Regions from separate parts of the Mus musculus genome. Here regions 1 and 3 are each linked to region 2. The links are chromatin loops, found by intact Hi-C in ENCODE. Cell type or tissue: gastrocnemius. All regions are shown on one strand. Each heading gives the region's core, and the rest is flanking DNA. Links, peaks and the distances in the headings are about the cores only.

What was found. A loop is a pair of places that touch in the nucleus more often than their neighbours do. Peaks named below come from ENCODE experiments on the same cell type or tissue, not always from the same donor. Only the 100,000 strongest peaks of a DNase experiment are listed, where the experiment ranks them.
Region 1: a loop joins it to region 2, with 2.1 times the contacts of the local background. A loop is called at or near these places in 1 of 42 quality-filtered maps.
Region 3: it touches region 2 in a loop (7-fold over the local background); 1 of 42 quality-filtered maps calls a loop at or near these places.

Annotation. Positions count from the first base shown.
Region 1 is chr7:126,498,939-126,506,469 of GRCm38, forward strand. It overlaps Atxn2l (ataxin 2-like), which reads right to left and starts at 4,499. Exons shown (of 22, transcript NM_001361487.1): 1 at 3,962-4,499; 2 at 2,484-2,520; 3 at 2,318-2,374; 4 at 2,165-2,236; 5 at 1,785-1,935; 6 at 1,191-1,315; 7 at 212-303. The coding sequence starts at 4,254. 4930456A14Rik (a long non-coding RNA gene) reads left to right here and starts at 3,496. Exons shown (of 3, transcript XR_869939.3): 1 at 3,496-3,661. In gastrocnemius, for the core only: a CTCF peak has its summit at 4,582; DNase peaks (open chromatin) are centred at 3,206, 3,564, 4,673 and 6,104; H3K4me3 peaks cover 3,421 bases; H3K27ac peaks cover 3,050 bases.
Region 2 is chr7:126,689,809-126,697,339 of GRCm38, forward strand. It overlaps Slx1b (SLX1 structure-specific endonuclease subunit homolog B (S. cerevisiae)), which reads right to left and starts at 5,975. Exons shown (of 6, transcript NM_029420.4): 1 at 5,617-5,975; 2 at 2,945-2,996; 3 at 2,513-2,851; 4 at 2,120-2,247; 5 at 1,931-2,015; 6 at 1-1,847. The coding sequence starts at 5,795. The coding sequence ends at 1,818. Bola2 (bolA-like 2 (E. coli)) reads left to right here and starts at 6,192. Exons shown (of 3, transcript NM_175103.3): 1 at 6,192-6,291; 2 at 6,375-6,472; 3 at 6,747-6,885. The coding sequence starts at 6,229. The coding sequence ends at 6,846. It also overlaps a transcript of Sult1a1 not described here. In gastrocnemius, for the core only: CTCF peaks have their summits at 3,644 (motif pointing left) and 5,968 (motif pointing left); DNase peaks (open chromatin) are centred at 3,634 and 5,650; H3K4me3 peaks cover 1,427 bases; H3K27ac peaks cover 1,617 bases.
Region 3 is chr7:126,534,228-126,541,758 of GRCm38, forward strand. No RefSeq gene overlaps it. Among named protein-coding and RNA genes, the nearest start is that of Gm24596, 26 kb to the right of the region's middle. In gastrocnemius, for the core only: a CTCF peak has its summit at 3,789 (motif pointing right); no DNase peak of the experiment used is centred there; H3K4me3 peaks cover 937 bases.

The DNA of each region.
Region 1 (7,531 bases), core at 1,587-6,586, 190 kb before region 2:
ACATTCCCAGATTAACAAAAGTTGTTTCTATTCACAAGAAAGCAACTCAACAGGCAAACCAGGAGGGAATACTACTTACAAACCAAGAAAAACACTAGGCAACAACTGTTTCATTCAGAGATCTGCCTTACTAAATAAACAGTAAGCCCCCACACAAGCTCTACACACCAGCCACCCAACTTCACCACCCTCAAACTTCCAAAATGCTTACGTGTAAGAAGATAGACTGCTGTCATAGGTGGTCTTCACTCCATAGTTCTCCTCATTAAATTTGAACATCTCATTGGGATCCCATCCATTAGACTAAGAGAACACAAAGAATGTTTAAAACTCAGCAAAAAAAAGGAAAAATGGCATGCCATTTCCTCTCCACCATGTTAAAAACTTCAACTCCTGTACAAACTATACACACTGACATGCATTCAGTGACAAGATTTGTTTATGAGAAATGATCCTCCTGTTTCCACATTCTAAACTCTGCAATTACAGGTGCTATCATGGCTCTCTATATACATGCGTTGGCTTAAAAATAAATAAAAAATAAAAATAAAAAACCCTCGGGGGGCTGGAGAGATGGCTCAGTGATTAAGAGACTGACTGCTCTTCTGAAGGTCCTGAGTTCAAATCCTAACAACCACATGGTGGCGGCTCACAACCATCCGTAATGTGGACCTGTTCCTGTGGGATTGTAGGTATGTGAAAGTCTGAGGACGATCTGCGAGAATCTGTTCCTTTTCACCACTTGGCTTGGTGGCAAGCACCTTTATCTGACCCACCTTGTCAGACTAATTTAGAACTCTAAGCTCATCGAAGAAACAGAATGAAGAAGCATGGATATATACAATAGTCCTCCTATACACCTCCATTTCTCTCCTCTGCTTTTCTTTAAAGACTTTTTGTTATGTAGCCCAGATTGTCCAGGACTTCACAATTCTTCTGCTACAACTTCCCCAAGGCTGGATTAGAGGTATGGGTTATACTATGCCCACCTTATACTTTTTACTACAATTACAAGTGCTGCCACGGAGAAACTTTAATGGTTTTCAATGCAGAGGATGGGAAAACTGACCAAGAACAACCTCAAAACAAAAGTGAACAAACATAGCCCAACAGAAAATAATGAACGTCCACATCAGCAACCCATGTTGACCACAACTCAGCCCGCCTGTTCTCAGGAAGGGAGAACATACCATATCGGATTCCAGATCGTAGTCGTCACTGTTGCTGTCACCGCCCTCCCAACGTTGAAGCACCTTCTCTTTGTGTTCTCCATTCACCTTAGAGTTCATGGCAATGGCTGAGTCAGTGAACTTATCTGTTGGCAGAGGGGAGCAACAGAGTCAGGTGATGGGCCCACTTCTCATCCTTACTCCCCACCCCATGCAGTTTAACAAAATGAAACTAAGAAACACCAGATTTAGTTTATGGGAGCAGGGAGAACTATTGAAACAGGTCTATCTAGATGGGGTGGTGAATGCTGGTAATGCGAGCACTCAGAAGCAGAGGCAATTTGATCTCTGCCAGTCTAAGGAGGCTAGCCATATATACAAAGACCCTTCCTTCCTCAACAGAAAAACAAAGCCCCAATCTAATCTAAAAGCTAAACTTGAAAACATGAAAAAAGGAGTACCTACACCGCTAGACACATTCACTCGACTCTATCAGGCATCAAGCTATGTGCTCAAGAACTCAAGTCACCTCTACTGAAAAGTAAATCAAGTCAACGTGTTCAACCTGCGGGCTAGCTCTCGTCAGCTTCTTGACACAACAGTTCAGAGCGATACCTTTAGTAGCATAATTGAAGTCAACATTTCGGAAGTGGACAAGCAGAACGTCGCTTGGTTTAAACACCATGGTGTCCACAATGTCTTCCCGGCGAGGCCCACCTGCTGGCTCAGATGCTTTCCGATGCACCGCGTCAACTGCCAGTTCAAACTACAAAAGCCCCAGTCCAACATGGCAGGGTCAGTATCAGAGGGAGAAGATGGATTCGCTCTTAAAGCTTTCTAGTCTTTCAACGTCAAATGCCCATGTCACTCTGTATTTCCCAATGTCAACCAGAGAACTTAGCAAAAGCCTCAAAACTGCCCGCTGTCACCCAACACACACTCTCAATCTCACTCTCCTTCACAGCTTCAGAAATTCCTAATTTGAGTACACTGACCTTTGAGCTCAGAGTCTTGAAAATGCCCTCGTAAGTGGTGCCATTTTTCACCTTTACGTCACAAGTAGAACCCTAGCAAGGTGAACCATTTAGTCATTTTAAGAAACTGAAACAGCATATTCCTCAGACACCCAGGTTAAAGCTGTTACTTACCACTACAGCTGTCAGGAAATGCAGCATCCTGGAATTGTTATAGACACCTTCAAACACCTGTCACACGAGAAAAAAGTAAAGGGCAGCAGGTGAATACTCTCTTCTCAGATTGTCCCACACTGTCTGTCTTCCGAGTGTCTTTACAGGAGGAAAAGAAGGCACTCACGGGTGACTGTGGGGGTCCCTTTCCGGTGGTCTGTCCCCTATTAAAAAAGAAAGAGAGAAATAGTTTTAATTAGTAGTGAACCCTAGACCAATGTACCAGGTCAACTTGCTGATTTAGGCTATAGACTGATTAACAAGCAAGACTTTTCAAGTTCTCACATTAAAGAAGAAAGTAGGCATTAACTGCTAAAACATTTTCTCCGAATTCAAGATTTTAAAAAAGTCAACAAAATATTCAATAAACAATAGCTGTCAAATGTTCCTAACAGTCAGTGCAATACAACCTGACTTCCTCTAAGGGACAGTCCTTCACTCTTCCGATAAACCACTGCTATAGTATTAAACCAACAGCACACTTCAGCTGTGAAGGCGAAAGCCCGGGCATCCCAAACGCAGCACCTCTGAGCTTAGACACATTACCTCCCAAAGGAAAAAAAGCTTTCAGGAGCCTTGGATTCCAAATCCCAGGAGAAGTATATTCTCCACACCCCACCCTTTCGCCCTCATTATTTTCATTCAGCCTGTTACCCACTCTGAAGGGATCCCCAAACGCCAGGTAACACAGCTCCTCGACGGCTGATGTAACCGGCAGTTGAGGAGGGCGAGGAGGGGGCCGTTGGCTGGGCTGGGGGACCGCGCAGCCGCAAAAACCATCCACCGGGATGCCTCGCCCGGTCTGCGCCTGCGCACTACAGCCCATCGCGCTCCACCACCCGCTCTAGAACAGAAGCCACTGCGCCTGCGTCCAGTGCCTCTTTCTATCGCATTGACACACCGAGAAAAACCGAGGGCACCCACTCCCCACTCACCGACACCAAACGCCCCTAAACCCTCCAAATAACCCCTCCCTCCTCCGCCTCTGCTCTACGTGTTACCGGGGCAAGCCAATGCCCGAGTCATAAGACAGCATCCGCGCGCACGTACGCCCGGGGAGCGCGCGCGCAGGAGCTTCCCAGCCCGCAGTCTTCCCAGTAGCCGCTGCTTCCGCGCCCCCGCCCACCCCGTCCCCCTCTCACTGGCTACACCGGGAAGAGGAGGGAACAATCCGCTCCCAAGTCCCTCCCTCCCCATTGGCCAAACTGTGGGCCGCGCGCCCCCCCCCCATTGGCTACAGTCGGGGACCCCTTCATGCAGCTGACTCCCCATTGGCTGAAGCCGGGGACCGCGAGATCCTTCGTGGTAATGGAGCTAGGGACCCCATCACCTCCTCAACCCCCCCAACACCCTTTGCCGACGGAGCTGGCGGGATGCGCCCCGCCTCCCCTCAGGGCCCAGACCCCCAAGAGGTGACTAGGCCCAGAGAGCCGAGCGCTGCCCCCAGGCTCCTGGAGACCTCCCGGAGAGCTTTCTCTCCGACCTGTTGGCACGAGGGTCCACCCCCTCCTTCACGGGGTCCTGGGCCCCCAAGAGCCCCCTCAACAGCTCCAAGCCGGGGCGCTGCCTCCCGGGCTCTCCCTAGCCAGGAAGCCCCGTCCTCACCTGACGCTGCCGATAGCCACTGCCCCTGGCCTTTCTTGATGCTGCGGCGGCGCTGACGCCGCTAAGATGCTTTCGGCTCCGCGGCGAAGTCCGCTGCCGGCAGCGGCTGCAGGCCCCAGGCACGGAGAGACCGCTGCGGGAGGCCCCGGGGGAGCCGCGGTGGCGGTCAGCGGTCCCGGGAGGCCGCCGTTGGGAGGGCTGGTCCCGCCGGGAGACCGGCGAGCCACGGCCTGTTGCGTGGGGGGCGGCTGCTGGGGTTGGGAGGTCTGTTGTGGCGGCTGAGGCTTCAACATGATGGCAGCGTCCGGAAGAGAAATAAGAGGGAAGGGAAAGAGGGCCTGGGGCCGGGCCCCTGCTGGAGAGCGCGGGAAGCGAAAGAGATCGCCAAGCAGGGGACCCGCCGTTGGCGGGCGGGGGGAGCCCCGCGGTGTCAGGGGTGGATCGAGAAGACGGCGGCGCGAGGAAGCGCCGCGAGGCGGAAGGGGAGGGGGGATCTCGCGGGCCGGTGGACAGCGAGAGGGCGCGAGCCGGCCTGGCGCGCGTGCGCGTCGCTGGAGAAGGAGAGGGAGGAGCGCGGGCGGAAGCGCCGGCGGGGGAGGGGCGCGGGGAGCGCCGCCAGGCGGTTAGTTCCGGAACAGAGGAGAGGCTCGAGCCGTGGCTCCGACCGGCCTAGCCCCTGGGGCGGAAAAGGAGCCGCGCAGGCGCTTAGCGCACCTCTAGGTTCTGAGCCACCTTAAATGCTGGCGGCCGCGGTTGCTTCACAACGAGGGTGGGCGGGGCCAAAGCCGGGAAGGGGAAGTGCCGGCGGACCCGCCCCTCCCACGCCGCCAGCGTAACGTCAGAAAGTCTCCGCGGTGGTGTGAGGTGTCACGTCGTAGCGTGAGGTTCTTCCGCCACTGGGTGACCGGTGGGCGGAGTCTCGGGAGCAAGAGAAAAAAAAAAATCCCTAGGACTGGAAAAACCTAGTACAGGTAACTTAAGGCAGGTGGGTTTTTAAAGGTGCTGCTCTCCATCTTAACTGCTTTAAAATATTAATGAGCGTCAGAATGACTATTCTGAGCATATGTGCATCCCAACAAATGTGCCCAATTCTAAATTGAAATTCAGTGATTCTTTCAGGGAGAGCGACCCCCTGAACAGTAGCAATACAAGCCGTCTGAAAGCCAGACTGACTAAGAGTATATTACAGAATCCAGCTGCATAGCAAGACACGGTTAGAAAACCGTGGTATAGTGCTTGCCTATTAAGGCAGCCCTCATTCAAAATTAGGGCAGCTATGGTGCTTCAGAACTTTAATTCCAGTACTAGGAAGGGAAGGTAGGAGGATCAAAAGTTTGAGGCTATCCTGCATTGTATAATAAATATCAGGTCAGCTGGGCAGACCCTGTTTCAAAAGGAAAAGTTGATGGAAAAGTCCATGCTTTGGGTAACTAAGCCACTCAAAGCTCAAGCTAGTGGAAGATTTATATAATTTGAGCAAAGGTACTTGGTAAAACACAGAGGGCAGGAAAATGGATTTCTATACAGACGAAATGGATCTGACAGGACATACGAAAAAATGGAGCTTGATTGGAGCCTGAAATCCTCACTCTATAGCTGTAGCTGGCTTTTAACTCCTTGTGTATACCATGGTGGTCTTAAAACTCACAGAGATCTGTCTGCCTTCTGAGTGCTATGATTCAGACATAAATCAGCACAGCCAGACTTTGTCATGGAATGTTAACCTAAAATCCCTTTATTGATAACATAATCCAAAAATTAAATCTAGGATTGGGTAGACACTAAGAAATTGAATATAGCAGTACAGATGAGTCCAAATCTACACTTCAGATTAATAACCCATCATAAGCGGAAAAATGGAATTAATTTAAAGTCATCCTCAAATATTTAGTCTGAGGCCAGTGGGTCAGGTGAGAGTCGGCATACACTTCCTAAAAAGTATAGGAGCAGGGGAAAGATAAATAGGTCATTTGGTAGCAGTGTACAAAATAAAAATGTATGTGTGGGTGGTTTGCCTTGCAGGTATGTTGGTGTAGAGTGTGTGTGTGTGTGTATGTGTGTTGGTCTTGAAGGCCAGAAGCAGGTATCCGGTCCCAGGGACTGGAGTTAACAGTGATAAGAAGCCATGCAATTGTGTTGCTGAGAATCAAAGCCAAGTCCTCTGGAACTGAGCCATCTCTCCAGCTCCCAGATTTTTAAATTTTATCGTAGGCATGTGTGTGCTTGAGTGCATTATGCATACCATGTAGGTTGCTAGTGGAAAACTGACTTCCAGGCAGCTAGGGTGAGGGTCTTAAAGCCCACACCCACAGTGACTATTCCACCTATTCCAACAAGGCCACACCTCCAAATAGTGCCACTCCCTGGGCCAAGCATATTCAAACCATGACAAATGTGTATTGTTTTCCAGAGAACCTGGGTTCAATTCCCAGAACCCATGTCAGACAGCTCATAATTGCCTGCAACTCAAGCGCCAGAGGGTTTACTGCCTCTGTTTTTTATAGGTACCTACAAACTTGGCATCAACTCACACAGACAGACACATGGATGATTGAAAATAAAATCTTAAAAAAAAAAAAAAAGAAAAGAAAATCTTTAAGGAAAACCCCTTCAAGCCAGGCAGTGGTGGCACATGCCTTTAATCCCAGCACTTGGGAGGCAGAGGCAGGTGCATTTCTTGAGTTCGAGGCCAGCTTGGTCTATAGAGTGAGTTCCAGGACAGTTGTGGCTATACAGAGAAACCCTGTCTCGAAAAACAAAAAAAAGACCTCTTGAGTTTCATTGACGTGTTAGGCAAGCAGGACCCACACTCTCCATTTACCGCCTGCTGCCGTTGTTCCCTATGAGCATTTGAATTTGAAATCTGTTTTTAAAATTGAGACAGGGTCCGGGCGTGGTGGTGCACGCCTTTAATCCCAGCACTCAGGAGGCAGAGGCAGGCGGATTTCTGAGTTCAAGGCCAGCCTGGTCTACAGAGTGAGTTCTGGGACAGCCAGGGCTACACAGAGAAACCCTGTCTCAAAAAAAAAAAAAATTGAGACAGGGCCTGGTACAGCCACCACTTGCTCCACTCAGTTAAGACTTGGTAGAGACAAAGGACCATTGATCTCCAAGGACATACTTCTTTCTGTTCTGCTCTGATGCCCTCCTTGGGCCATATCCAGGTCACTCAGGCTGTGTGATAAGTGGTTTTAGCTGAGTTTGTCCTGTCTAGATGCCACTCTCTTTGCTTGTCTTAGGTAAGGCATATGGGCTCATTGTGTTGAATGCTGGGATTGCTAGTCAGATACAATTTTTAAGCAGCTGGTGCCCAGTGCTGCTCCTTGTGGTTGTGGCTAGTCTCATCCTGTAGCCTCCAGTGGTCTTAACTCTCCATTTTATTTACTCTTATTTTATGTGTATGAGAATTTTCTCTGTGTGTATATTTGTGTACTGCATACACAGGTGGTACCTTCAGAGGCCAGAAGAGGGTGTCATATATCCTAGGACTGTGATTACAGGCTGTTGTGTGTTACTATATGGGTGCTGAGAATAAACCTGGTTTCCTTTTAGGAACATCAAGCATTCTCA
Region 2 (7,531 bases), core at 971-5,970:
GACACAGGCCAGTGAGTTTTGAGGAACCTCAGGGCTGGAGTGCTTTCCAGAGCTTCAAGACCCTGGTCATTTTCCTACTATTTCTTCACATACATGAGGGGGTCACCAGGGCTTCTGAGCTCTAGGAAGGGAACCTGAAACCAGATGGAAGCCTAGAGACATTTCTCTAGGTCAGCATCCTGATAGACCATGCCAAGTATCTCACTGACCCGGGTGGTACCTGGAGAGCAGGGAGTGGGAAGTGACTGGGGCTGAGGGCTTGGCTGTGTCTGCCAAGGTGGGAACTACAGACCTGGTTATGGAACTCTCCTGGTCATCAGGAAAGGCTTGCAAGCTGTGCAGTGCAGCAATCCCCTCTGCAGTCTTTGACACTGGGATGCCCCACCCCAGCTCCATGTTGCAGAAACAGCCAGCCACCTCCATTAGAAGCACACCACTACCATTTGAGGTGCTCTTGGCTTCAAGAGAAAGACCAGGAGGCTTTGGGGGAAGAGCACTCTGCTGGAGCTCACAGAGCCAGCTAGTGGTAGCTGCCTGGAAGGCAGGTCTGTCTTCAGGGCAGTGATCACCCGTGTGGCTGTACAGTAGCTCACCTGTAGAACATCCTATGTTCTCAGTATCCCACAGGTATTCAGACCATTAAAGAACTTTTGTTTTTTTTTTTTTTTTTTTTTTTTTTTTTTTTTTTTTTTTTTTTTGGTTTTTTTTTTTGGTTTTTCGAGACAGGGTTTCTCTGTATAGCCCTGGCTGTCCTGGAGCTCACTTTGTAGACCAGGCTGGCCTCGAACTCAGAAATCCGCCTGCCTCTGCCTCCCGAGTGCTGGGATTAAAGGCGTGCGCCACCACGCCCGGCTAGAACTTTTGTTTTTAATTTAACTTTATTATTTTATTTATGTGAGTGTTTTGCCTGCATTGTAAACCACCAGTCTGCCTGGTCCCTCAGAAGCCAGAAGATGCCATTGGATCCCTTGGAATTGGAGTTGTAGGTGGTTGTGAGAGACCATGTGGTGTTGGGAATTGAATTTGAGTCCTCTGCAAGAACAGCCACTTAACCTCTGAGCTGGCTCTCCAGCCCCCATCAATGGACTCTTGGGGGTAGAGTCCAGTCGAAAAGTTTGGTAGCTTTCCAAGGGATGCCTGGTGCTTATGTGTGAACACAAGGACCTTTGTGCTCCCAACTGAGGCTCCAAGTCACAGGTGCTACCCTCTGAGCCTCTAATTATTATCTTGTTTGGTTTCAGTTGTCAACTTCACCCAGCCCTGCATTTTCGGAGGGCTCCTCAACCGGGAAACTGTCTCAGCCAGACTTGCCTGTGGGCACATCTGTGCGGGCATTTTCTTTATTGCTGATTGATGTGAGAAGGCCCAGCCCACTGTGGACAGTGCCACCCCTAGGCAGGGGGTTCTGGGTCATATAAGTGTTGATTGAATGAAGCACCAGCCAGAGAGATGGCGCCAATAGGCAACCCCCTGCATGGTTTCTAGGTTCCTGCTTTGAGTTCCCACCCAACCTTCCCTCGCTGATGGACTGGAAGTGTAACATGGGACAAGCCCCCTCCTCCCCCAAGTTGCTGGTCCCAACATTAATCATCGCCATGGGAAAGCAACTGAAGACAGTAGCTGTTACCTCTGAGAAAGGTAAGGGAGGAAGCAAGGCCACATGGTTAGGCCAAAGCCTCCACTTCACGCCTTCCTTTCCCGCCCAGCTCTGAGAAAACATCAGAAGGTACCCTTATCCCAGCCTTTGTGTGGTGCTCAAGTAAAAGCTGCCAGTTACTGAAGAGAGAAGCAGGAAAGGTACAGGGGGACACTTAGGATCAAGTCTCCAGCAAGTCTGTCCAGTGTTCCTGTAAGGGCAAAGAGTGGGTCAGAGGTAGTCTAGGAAAACCGGGGGGGGGGGGGGGGGGGTTTGGGCAGAGTCACTTCTCACCTCCTCTAACTCCAAATCCTCTTCCTCCTCTGTGTCCGCGTGGCACTGCCCAACCAGGTTTCCCCAAAGTAGTGATTTCTTGCAGCTGCCAAAGGTGCAGTTGGTGGAGATGCCAGAGTGAGGATTCAGGGAGCCAGGGCTGGCACGTGGGCACCTTCTCCCCAGGCTGGGAAGAGGACTAGGACTCACCTAGGACAATGTCCCTCTAGGGGCAGAAGCTGCCCGGGCTCTTCCTGCAGGAACTCCTCTGCCAAGCAGATGATATGGGCCCTTAGGGGACAACCAGGGTGGGGGCAGCACAAGGGGCCCTCTTCATCCTGTCAAACATGGCAGATGAGAAGTAACTTGAGAGCAACACACTGCATGCAGAGGCACAAAAGTGACAGGGAAAAAGCAGGAAGCACACGAAAGAGCTGTGACTTCAGAAGGAGACCAGGGAAGATCTCACAGGATGGCTGGTTGTCCTTTCGGAGGCTCGAACAGCCTCTGGCTGGTACTATAGGTTCGGAAAGAACTGCCCTCCTCATTAGACATGTGTCAGGGTGGGCAAAGTCCCAGGTCTCCGCCCCGATGTGCCCTTACCTGCAGCAGACGCGCACACAGACTGCATCTGGCCTTGGTACCTAGATCCAGCTGTCGCTCGCTGTCAGCCTCGCTTACAGCTGGTCGTTTTGGGACTAAGGGCTGGGGTGGAGGTGGTCCAAAGGCAATGGGCATGTGTGCCGGTGGCGCTGGACAGAGTTCATGGCGGAAGTCAGGTCGCAGCCAACGCAGTGTTAGAGGAAGGCGCACCCACGGAGGAACTCGAAGCATGTGCGCCAGAACGCGCAAGTGGAAGGCAAAGGCAGCCTCGCTGCGCAGGCGCGGCCCCACGTGCGTCAGGCGGCGTGAAGCTTGAGGATGTTGCCAGGCCCATTCAAACTATAGAAGGGGACGACCCAAGACAAGGTCAGGGTGGTCCTGGGTAAGGTCCTCTAGATAAACCAGTCTAGCCCGCCCTTACACCTTTCTTACCCGAAGGGCGGCCACAGCAGACGGGAAACCGTGTATGATCAGCACCATGTCCCTTGGAAGGAGAGGGGCACGGCCAGTGAGTCCCCAACCCACCTCGACCCTGATAGAAACTGAATCCCTCCACCAGGCCCGTGCTCCAGTTCACACTGAGAGCACAACCACACCGCTTCACACCCGGCCATTAGAACTTGAATCTTTCACGGAGGCGTAAGACCCTGTATCTGCCAGTCTCAGGCTCCTCACCCCGTCCCTGATTCCTCTCCTTTGGAAGTTGTACTCTAGCCCCAGTCTTGTTGACCAGGGCCCCTATCTCCTGATCCCTGTCTTTAAAACAAATTTTGCTACTGTATATTAACTGTACAGAATAATAGGTTGCATTGATATTCTCCTACCTGTGTAATATATTTTGACATTACTTATTATAATCACCCCTCCCCCTTCTTTTTGGTCTTTTTCATTCCAAATAGTTCTCTTCCCACTTTCTCTAAATTCCAAATGAGAGAAAAGTTGAGCTATTTGTCTGTTATATCACTTAACATGATGATGTCCAGTTCCATCCACTTTCTCATAACTGGTATAATTTTACTCATCGTTGTGGCTGAATCAAACTGCAATGGCAGGAGAGGCACTTCAGTCATCTGGGCTCAGAACAGTTTGTAACTCCCATTCCAAGGGGTCTGGCGCCCTCTTCTGACCTCTACAAGTACTGCTGAGCTCAGTGCACTTAGGATTTAGTTAAAACACACACACCACATAAAAATAAAAGGTTCCTAAAAATCTGCATCTTGTATATGTCCCATTTTCTTCACCCACTCATCTGTTGATGGCACTGTGCTGGCTAGTTTTATGTCAACTTGACACAAGAGGGAACCTCAATCGAGAAAATTCTTCCATAAGATCAGGCTCTACACACACACACACACACACACACACACACACACACACACACACACACACATGCAAGCCTGTAGAACATTTTCCTGATTAACAACTGATGTGGGAGGGCTCAGCCATTGTGAGTGGTGCAGCCCCTGAGTTGGTGGCCTTGGGTCCCACCGCCTCTGCATCAGCTCTTGTTTGAGTTCCTGTCCTGACTTCCTCCAACGATGAACGTGAAGTGGAAACATAGAGGAATTTTAATCCAGCAACATGGCTGCTCTGGTAAGGAATCACATCCAAAGGCCCAGGTCTATATGATGGGGCTGGAATGCCAACACGGCCTGGACTACAGTATGATTTGCTGGAACGCAGACACGCCCTTTCATCCCTACAGTGAAGGTAAGGTGAGTTTGTAGACGCAGCCATGTTTGAAAATGACATCTAATTAAAGGGCAGATGTCCAACCTACATGAAAACAACACAGGAAAGAGAAGCTACTTAAGAGCAGAGAGAGGGGGCTGGTGAGATGGCTCAGTGGGTAAGAGCACCCGACTGCTCTTCCAGAGGTCCTGAGTTCAAATCCCAGAAACCACATGGTGGCTCACAACCATCTGTAATGGGATCTGATGCCCTCTTCTGGTGTGTCTGAAGATACAACAGTGTACTCATATACATTAAATAAAAAAATAATTCTTAAAAAAAAAAAAAGCAGAGAGAAGGGAGGGCTGTATGTGTATGGAAGTTTGGTCAGGGAAGTTTTACAGAGACAGGTTGTAGAGAGAACAAGCTAGACACCGGTGAAGACAAAAGGAGCCAGAGAATGAGAAGGAGCCAGAAGATTAGAACAGATTGTCAAGGCTAGTATGAGGCCAAGCAGAGCAATTCAGTCAAAAGCTGAGAGAAGCCGGATTGAATCAGCCATCTTGGAAGAATAGATTGTACAGAGGTTAGAAGCTTCCAGGGGTAGGCCTAGGGATAGTTAGAACAGAGAAAGAAACGCTCTGGCTCAGCCCAAGCCATATATTCACACAGCTTGGGTACGGCTCTCCTCTCACCCCTTCATCTGAGGAGATGAAAGCACATTCACATGGAAGTGTAAGCCAAATAAACGCGTTCCTCCCCAGTACGCTTTCGGTCCTGGTGACTCATCACAACAATAGTAACAATAGTAACAATAGTAACCCTAGGGGGCTGCAGAGATGGCTCAGAGGTTGAGAGCACTGACTGCTCTTCCAGAGGTCATGAGTTCAACTCCCAGCCACCACGTGCTGGCCCACAACCATCTGCGATGCATACAATTCCCTCTTCTGGCGTGTCTAAAGGCAGCTACACTGTACTCATATACATAAAATGAATAAATAGATCTTTAAATCTTTATTTTAAAAAATAGTAACCCTAAGATAAGGACCTAGGTTAATTGCATAGCATAGCTTTTGTATCTGATTTTTTTTTTTCTTAAATCCATTTATGTGCATGAATGTTTGGTACGTATGTGCAGAGATTAGAAGAGGGCGTCTGATACCCTGGTAGTGGAGTTACAAAGCAGCCCTAAACTTGTGCACTCGTAATCCAATTAAGCATCACAAATTTTAATCCAGCCATCGCAGAGTGTTGATATACATAAGGTGCCACCTCGCTGCTACGCTTGCTCTGGTGGCAGGCCAGGGACTCAGCACCGCCCCAGATCTAAAAAAAAAAAAAAAAAAAAAACCGGTCCCGCCTCTGTCACTCCTTTGCCCTAGCGGCCCGCCTCCTACGCGGAGCCTTCCGACCAGACACCCGCGCCTTCTTACCAGGGTCCTCGCCCGCTGGTCCGCCATGCTCCACCTTTCTTGCGACCCGCGTTGTGTTGCCGGACCCGACGAGCAGGATTGACAGTGAATCCAACGTAAACGCGGCCCCGATGCCGAGGGTTCTGGCAGTAGAGCAAGTAGACACCGAAGAAGCGCCCGGGTCTTGCTGCATGGTCCATCCGGACTTTCTGGGTTGAAGGGCCAGAGTTGGGGGTGGTTTCTGGGACCTCGGACCTCGGAAAGGGCTGGGTAGCCAGGACTGCAAAACCTTGGTTTAGGAAAAAGCACGGGAGAATGGTCCTGCAAACTCCTGGAAAGCCGGCAGAGCGACTTGCTGCGCCGCCTGCTGGCAGGAGGAGGGTGTGCAAGCGGAACCGCAGGACTGGCTGCCCTCCAGTCCGGCTCGGATTGGCTAACTGTTGGGAGGAAACCTCCCAAGTGCTGGGAATTCAAGGGAGCCAGGAGGCGGAAGTGCTGCCTTCGAAGCCGCCCTAGGAAGGGCGGAAGTGAGCGGCGTGGAGGAAGTGGCTGCAGTGAGGGCGGAAAGCGAGGTGGCGGGACCCGAGGCGAGGTTCTTTGCACGCTGGGCTGTAGCCCCGCCGGGCTGTGGTTATGGAACTCAGCGCCGATTACCTCCGCGAGAAGCTGCGGCAGGACCTGGAGGCAGAGCATGTGGTGAGTGCGATGCTGAGAGGTCGCGGGCGGTGGGGAAGGACTCCTGGGCGCGTGTTCCATCGTCCGGGTCTTCTGCCCGCTAGGAGGTGGAGGACACGACTCTGAACCGTTGCGCGACCAGCTTCCGAGTCCTGGTGGTGTCGGCTAAGTTCGAGGGAAAGCCACTGCTCCAGAGACACCGGTGAGCCCCGGGAGCCAGCCTCTCACCCAGCCAAGCCTCAGGCTCCGGATGGCAGCCCGGGCATCCGCTCGCCATGGGTGGGACCAACTCATTCCCAAAGCCCGGAGATGTGACCCATAGCCCCGAGGGTGCTCCTGCCTTTGTGATTGGATTCCTGTCCTCTCCTTGAATCCCCACTTCTTGGAGACGTCTCCGATCTCCTTGGTCACCCTAGCTTCGGAGCCCATCACTCCAGCTGAGGCCGCTCATTTCCCATTCCCTTCTCTCGCTCCAGGCTGGTGAACGAGTGCTTAGCCGAAGAGCTCCCGCACATCCATGCCTTTGAGCAGAAAACTCTGACCCCAGAGCAGTGGACCCGACAGCGGCGTGAATGAGGGGCCTAGGCCTGAACAGTCATTAAAATTTAAACCTGGCCCAGCTGGTCTCAGTGTGCTGTTTGAAGACCCTGAGGCCAAGTCACGGATGTGGCTTTTCCCTGACTCTCCTCCAGCCATTGTTTCAGCAAATTTGGATGGATTTCTTTCCTGAGCCCTCTAGGTCCCAACTTAAACAATGAAGATTCGGTTCTTAAGTCTGCCAAGGCTTTACTGTCAAACCCTGTGGTCTGTACTGTCACCAAGGTCAGACCTCAAAAAGCAGGGTGTTCCTGCTCTGTCAGCCCTCAGAAACCCTGAGCATTCTCCCAGGTTCCCTCACTCCAGGTTCCTGGAAGTAGCAGAGACAAGATACAGAATTTCTGTCAGTCTCTTCACAGGCGTACACACTCAGGAGGAGGGATGGACACAATGCACGCTGATGTTCAGTTCAGCTCTCCCACAGCTAGTTCCTCTCCACTGTGGATCTTTGCTTTGGTTTTGTCTTTCAGACAGGTCCCCATATGTTTCCCAGGCTGCTTGTAAATTCATGAGCTTAGGGGATCCTTTGGCCTTAGTCTTCCATGCAGCTATGGCTACAGACGTCCAGCACAATGCCCAGTCCTTCCCATATTGTCAAGGCTTGTCTCAGCCACCCAGTTTCCTGTCTCCATCTTCTCTTGATTTCATCACAGAGGTTGGTCAA
Region 3 (7,531 bases), core at 1,587-6,586, 150 kb before region 2:
GTTATGGATGGTTGTGAGCCACCATGTGGTTGCTGGGATTTGAACTCAGGACCTTTGGAAGAGCAGTCGGGTGCCCTTACCTGCTGAGCCATCTCACCAGCCCGCAAAAACTTCTTTAACTTAAAATGTTTATATACAAAAATAGCAGGGCTGGGCCTGGTTTGGGCCTATAATCCCAACACTTAGGAGGCAGAAACAGAAGGATTCTATGAGTTCCAGGCCAGCCATAGATATATAGGGAAATCCTGTCTCAAACAAACAAACTAAAATAAAACAAAGCTACCTTAACAGTGGGTGGGTCCTGTGTGACACATTTTGATGTTTATAGTACATGTGAATCCTGGTGCTTGTGGACTCAGGTATGGTCCAGACAAAACCCTAAATACTTTAAAATAAATTATTACAGTAATCATCTTGAGGCTGGAGAGATGGCTCAGCCATCCAGAGCACGGACTGTTCTTCCAGAGGACCCCGGTTCAACCCTAGCATTCACATGGCAGCCGAAGCTGTCTGTAACTGCAGAGGATCTGACACCCCCATACAGACAGACATATGTGTAGGTAAAACAGCAATGCACATAAAAACAAACAAACAAACAAACAAACAAACAAAAGTAATCATCCTGAACCAGGCAGTGGTGGCACACACCTGTAATCCTAGGACTACTTGAAGCTAGAGGCAGGTGGATTTCTGAGTTCAAAGCCAGCCTGGTCTACAAAAAAAACTCCAGGACAACCAGGGCTACACAGAGAAACCCTGTCTCTGGGGAAACAAACAAACAAACAACCCCCTCAAAAACATATATACAAGCCAGGCTGTGATGAGGCACCCAGCACTCAGGAAGCAGAGGCAGGTGGATTTCTGAGTTCCAGGCCAGCCTGGTCTACAGAGTGAGTTCCAGGACAGCCAGGGCTACAAAGAAAACCCTGTCTAGGAAAACAAAGAAAACAAAACAAAACAAAACAAAACAAAGCAATCCATCTAGGTAAAATCACTTATGTTGGTGCCTGTCATATGAGCAGATGAAGACATAACATTGAATAAATCCCAAGTGACATTTACAGTAAGGGCTGTAAATGATCTTGTTACTTACAAGGCTAAGACAACATTGCACATTAACCCTTTAATTGCTGGTTGCTCTTAGAATTTGAAAACAACTTCTTGAATAAAACTATGTGATTCAAATAAAAGCCCAGGACATAAGTTCTGAAATACCAAAAGTTAGGCAAATGAAAACTTCTGTCAGATGCAAACTTAGGAGATTAACATTGAAAAAAAAATCACTAAGTTATATTTAGGTGCCAGTTTAGAAGTAATAGGTTTCATTTAACTTACCTTTTCTTTTCTTTCTTTCTTTTTATATGTATATGAGCGTGTTGCCTGCATGTATGTCTCTGTACCACCTAGCTCTGGTAGAAGTCAGGGTGTGGGGTGCCCTAGAACTGGAGTCACAGATGGTTGTCAAGTGCCATGTGGGTGCTGGGAACCTAACCCAGTTTCTCTGCATGGGTGCCCAGCGCTCTAATTCACTTGAGCCTTCTCTCCAGTTCCTTAAACCAACCTTTACAAACAAAGTTAAACATAACACGTAGAAAGATGGACTACAAATCGTGTGACAGTTGCTAGCCAGGAAGCGAGTTTATAACATGCTTACAGTAGGAACCTGCTTTAAATCCTTGGCATGCGTTGTGCGGCTTGGATGAAAACGGCGGGCATCGGACAGGAGGGGCCTTAGCCCCGGAAACGAGCACCGGGAGGAGCGGGCGCGCTGACCACAATGCCGGCGGTGCGGTGCCGGGAAGGCGCAGTGGGAGAGCCTAACCCAGAACGCTGGTGACCTGGCTGTTGAGGGAGGGCGGCGTGATCGGAGCGGAGGAACCCAAGGCAGTCGGAAAGCAAGGCTGCGGTGAATAGCGGGCAGGTTTGTACCCCGAAAACAGCATTTTGGAGAGGCTGAGCCTTGTCCTTAAGCCTCCTTGATAGGCACCGGCGCGGAGAAGTGTGCACTCCAGGGAGTTAGTGCCAGTCGGTCGGTACCGGAGAGAGTCAGGGCAGAGGCAACCGACAATGGTAGAATTTTTTTTTTTTTTAAATAGAAAAAGCAGCCCGGGCAAAGGGGAGGAACAGCTTAATAAAAGGTTTGGGGAGTCGCGGGGAGGCTGGAAAAAGTAAGGGAATACCATTTGCTGCTACTGTGTATCTGTTTTCTTTGAATACTTTCAGACTTATTTGAAAGCCTTTTAGGAGGAGCACTAAGACTCTGGCTAGACACTCTGCCGGGACAAAGCATATTGAGATTATTGTAAAAGCCGTGTAAGAGAAGAGGCCCTAGGGAGTTGAGACTGAATGGCACCCATGAGGTGCACTGATGAACAAGTGGAAAAGAGCAAGAGGGACAAGGGTCCTGGAGCCCCAAGGCCAGAGGTAAAGTTGTGTGTCCTCCCAACGTGTACGGTCCTGAACCAAGCCGCGTGACCTAGCGCTGCTCTTCTTAGCTGGTCCAGAGACAGTTATCCTGGAAACTTGAAATATAGAGACAGCTCCGGGAAGAAGGGAAATACCCAACATATAATCCTTCTTTTCAGTGAAGGGGGATCCTGTTAGTGGTGGGTGTGAAAGAGGACAGAGACAACGACAGATAACCGAGGACTAAGGAGTTTGTTGGAAGAGTTATTAACACTATGGACATATAGAGAGAGGGTCGACAGCAAGATAGAGGCTCTGAACAGGGTTCAGGCCCGGCACTGGAGGCATGATGGGGTCTCAAGAGCGCAGAGCCTGTGGGGCAGGAACGGAAGTCCGCTGTAGCTCTGATGATGAGGGGTTTACAGAAAGAGCCTGCTGCAGCCGGGCTCTCTGATTCCCAGCTAGGATGCAGGTAAGGAGGGGGAGAGCATGGTGTGGCACTTCTTTGGTATAAACTCACTATTCAGGTGAGCGAGCGATCGTGGTTAGGTAGGGAGTCACAGAAAATGTCTTAGTAGGGTGTTTGTGGGTGTCCGCTGAAGGGGAAGAGCTGCCACAGAGCAGTAACTAGACTTACCCAGGACAGCAGTCTGGCTACTCGACAGATTGCTAAGGGAACCAATAAGGAGTTGTCTCTACGTCTTAGCCAATGTTCTGTTGCTGTGCAGAGAAACCATGACCATAACAACTCCTAAAAGAAAGCATTTAATTGAGGCTTACAGTTTCTGAGATTTAGTCTATTAGAAGCATGTAGGGCCGGGCGTGGTAGCGCATGCCTTTAATCCCAGCACTCGGGAGGCAGAGGCGGGCGGATTTCTGAGTTCGAGGCCAGCCTGGTCTACAAAGTGAGTTCCAGGACAGCCAGGACTACACAGGAAACTCTGTCTCGAAAAACCAAAAACAGAAAAAAAAAAAAAAAAAAAAAAAAAAAAAAAGAATGTAGAGTATTATTTTAGTAGCTGTCAAGTCTGGCTTAGAAACATTATGTCCATATTAGTTCATAAATTTGAACCAAAATTTGACATGCTCCAAAATATCATTCAGAATCATCAGAAAATGTACCTAAAATCTGTTTTGGAGTTGTTTTGCTTTGCTTTTGTTTTTTTTTTTTATTTTGCACATGCCTTTAGTCCCAGCATTGGGGAGACAGAAGCAGGCTGATTTCTGAGTTCACAGCCTGCCTGGCCTACAGTGGGGTTCCAGGCCAGCCAAAGCTACATAATGAGAGCTTTTCTCAAAAATTAAACATTTTGTTCTATATGTATGAGTGTTTTTGCCCTGGTATGTATTAAGTGAACCATATGCATGCAGTGTTTACAGAGACCAGAAGAGGGAGCCAGTTGTGGGTGCTGAGAACTGAACCTGGATCTGCTGCAAGAGCAACAGGTACTCTGTCTTAGTTAGGATTCTATTGCTGTGAAGACCACTGCAACCCTTATAAAGAAAACATTGAACTGGCTTACAGTTTCAGAGGTTTAGTCCATTATCATCATGGCAGGACATGGTGGTGTGCAGGCAGACATGGTGCTGGAGAAGGAGCTGAGAGTTCTACATCTTGATTCACAGGCAGCAGAAGGAGATTGTGTACCATACTGGGAGTAGCTCAAGCAGAGGAGACCTCGAAGCCCCTCCCTATAGTGACACACTTCCTCCAACAAGGCCTAGTAGTGCCCGTTGCCAAGTTTTGAAACACATGAGTCTTTGGCAGCCATACCTATTCACATCACCACGTGCTCTTAATTACAGAGTCGAAAAAAATCTGTCTGGTTGTTTAGAATTATTTTGGGAGTTGGGGAGATGGCTCAGCAGCAAAAAATACTTGCTGTTCTTACAGAAGACCTGGTTTCAGTTCTCAGGGCCCACGTGGTACTTCATACCCACTGTAACTGTTAACTGACTGTAACTCCAGGGGATTCAACACCCTCTTGTAGCCTCTGTGAGTATCAAGCACAAACACAGTGCCCTTACACACACATAAGCAAAGCACTCATACACATAAATAAACTTTTAAAAATGTTTACTTTTAATTCTGTGTATATGGGTGGAAATGGCAGGTGAAGTTCAGAGGCACTGGGTCTCCCTGGAGCTGGTTTTACAGGTAGTTGTGAACCACTTGATGTAAGTGCTAAGAACCAAACTCAAGTCCTCTAGAAAAGCAATACACACTCCTAACCATTGAGGAATCTCTAGTCCCTAAATCTATCTTGTTTGTTTTTCGGGACACAGTCTTTCTGTGTAGCCCTGGCTGTCGTGGAACTCACTCTGCAGACCATGCTGGCCTCAAAGTCAAAGATCAACTGGCCTCTGCTTTCCAAATGTTGGTATTAAAGGCGTGCACCACCAGTGTCGAAATGTGTTTTACTGTGCGTAAGATCCTGCAGTGGTGCTGGTTGTAGTGGTGCATGCCAGTAGGATTTGCTGAAGGAGGCAGAGGCTGGGCTACACATCTAAGATCCTGCAGTGGAAATAAGACAAGGAACAAGGGCTGTGGATGATCCATGTCCTCCCACTGTTCCTTGGAGGGCTGTAAAGAGGCAGGTGAATTCCAGGGAGGGAGGAGTGTGTAGACACTGCTGCAGCTGTGAGGGGGTGATAGATGCTGCTGCAGCTGTGAGGGGTGAGAGACACTGCTGCAGCTGTTAGGTGGTGATAGACACTGCTGCAGCTGTGAGGGGATTATAGACACTGCTGCAGCTGTGAGGGGTGAGAGACACTGCTGCAGCTGTTAGGTGGTGATAGACACTGCTGCAGCTGTGAGGGGTGAGAGACACTGCTGCAGCTGTGAGGGGGTTATAGACACTGCTGCAGCTGTGAGGGGTGAGAGACACTGCTGCAGCTGTGAGGGGGTGATAGACGCTGCTGCAGCTGTGAGGGCTGAAAGACACTGCTGCAGCTGTGAAGGGGTTTATAGACACTGCTGCAGCTGTGAGGGGTGAGAGACACTGCTGCAGCTGTGAGGGGGTATAGACACTGCTGCAGCTGTGAGGGGTGAGAGACACTGCTGCAGCTGTGAGGGGTGAGAGACACTGCTGCAGCTGTGAGGGCTGAGAGACACTGCTGCAGCTGTGAGGGGTGAGAGATACTGCTGCAGCTGTTAGGTGGTGATAGACACTGCTGCAGCTGTTAGGTGGATATAGACACTGATGCAGCTGTGAGGGGGTTATAGACACTGCTGCAGCTGTGAGGGGTGAGAGACACTGCTGCAGCTGTGAGGGGTGAGAGACACTGCTGCAGCTGTGAGGGCTGAGAGACACTGCTGCAGCTGTGAGGGGGTTATGGACACTGCTGAAGCTGTAAAATTCTTTTTTACAGTCTGTTCCCTTGGTGTTAGGATTTCGTAATAATTTCATTTATTTTATGTTTATGAGTGTTTGCCTGCTCGTACTGTCTATGTACCATGCGCATACAGTGTCTGAGGAGGCCAGAAGACAGCATCCTATCCCTGGAAACTGGAGTTACAGGTGTTGTGAGCTGCCATGTGTGCTGGGACTTGAAGCAGAGAACAGCCAGTGCTAGTAAGTGCTGAACCATCTCTTTTGTTCCCAGCCAAAGGGTTTTTGTCTCCGGAGGGAGGTTCTCACACTGTGCAGTCACAACTTCAAGCCAGGCGGAGTCCACCTTACACATTTTTGCCAAAATCTGAATTTTCCTCATTTGCAGGAAAGGCTTGTGTAAGGGACTGATACTTCTATCAGTATCAGCATCTCCCCATCTTCTAAGTTTAGGCTCTGCAATCACCAGAGCAGAGAAAGACAAGGCTATTTTCTTAGGCTTCCAGGGAAGGGCGTGTGTGATATCAAAGAAGGCATGGGCTTGTGGAGATGCAGCTCCGTATGATGGAGAGTCTTGGATGTCAGCATGACTACATCTGGAATTAACTAAAACACAAGCAGCTCTGTACAATGATGACCCCACTTTTAATTTGTATCTTTTGAGATTGAAAGAGCCCATCTCAAACTTGTGCCACAGCTTCTGCTGGCAGCTTTTATAAATTACACCGAAGAAGGAGACTTGCTCTCAATTCACCTGCTTGCTCTCACTCTCAATGGCAAGTCCATTCCTTCAATGGCATTAGAGCCTACATCTTGACAATTCTGGCATATACTGAAGAGCAGCTGAGACAGCCAGCCTCACAGACTGGACAACCATTGGATTCTTGGACCTTCTGTTGGTAGATCACCATTTTGGACTAGCTTACCTATACAGCCTGTAAGCCATTCTAATAAATCCTATTCTATCAGTGCAGTTTCTCTAGAGAACCCTGACTACGATAGACTTTGCTACCATGAGAGTATAGCAGTGATGGGCCTGACATCCTGGGTTTGGGGAGGATTGAGGTAGGACTTTAGAACTTTGGGCTAGAAAAGCCATTGAGTGTTCAAAGCTTAGTGAACTGTTCTGTGGGAGCTTGGAAGATAAGAGTGTTGAGGGCAGAGCTGTGCATGGTGGCACATGCCTTTAATCCCACACTTGGGAGGCAGAAGCAATGTAGAAGAAGGTGGAAGCCTGCCTTGTGAAGTTCTAGAGAGAAGTTTGAGAGTTCCTTAAAGAGTCTGTCAGGAGGGTCAACTGCTATTTTTAATTGAGAATCTGTGGTTGTGGTCAGCTGAGGCTGAAGAATTAGCTGTGATTAACAAGAGACCAGCACCACTGAAGCAAAACCTCTGCTTTCCTGGGACAATTGATGCTCGTCAGCCAGGGCTAAGAAATTAGCAGTGAGACCATGGCAGATGAGCCATGGTGGTGCACACCTTTAAATCCAGCACTTGGGAAGCAGACATAGGCAGATCTGTGTTTGAGGCCAGCCTGGTCTACAGAGTGAGTTTTAGGACAGCCAGGACTACACAGAGAAACCCTATCTTAAAAAAAAAAAAGACGAAGAAGGAAAAGGAGAAAGAGGAAGAGGTAGAAGAGGAGGGGGAAAGAAAAGAGAAGAAAAGGAGGAGGAAGAAGAGGAGGAGGAGGAGCATCACTGAGCTGAACTCTGGGAAATATTTCCTGAGAGCCAGCACACAGAAGTTGTGTTCCAGAGGCAGCCAAGGTTGTACCTCAAGCTGTCAGCAAA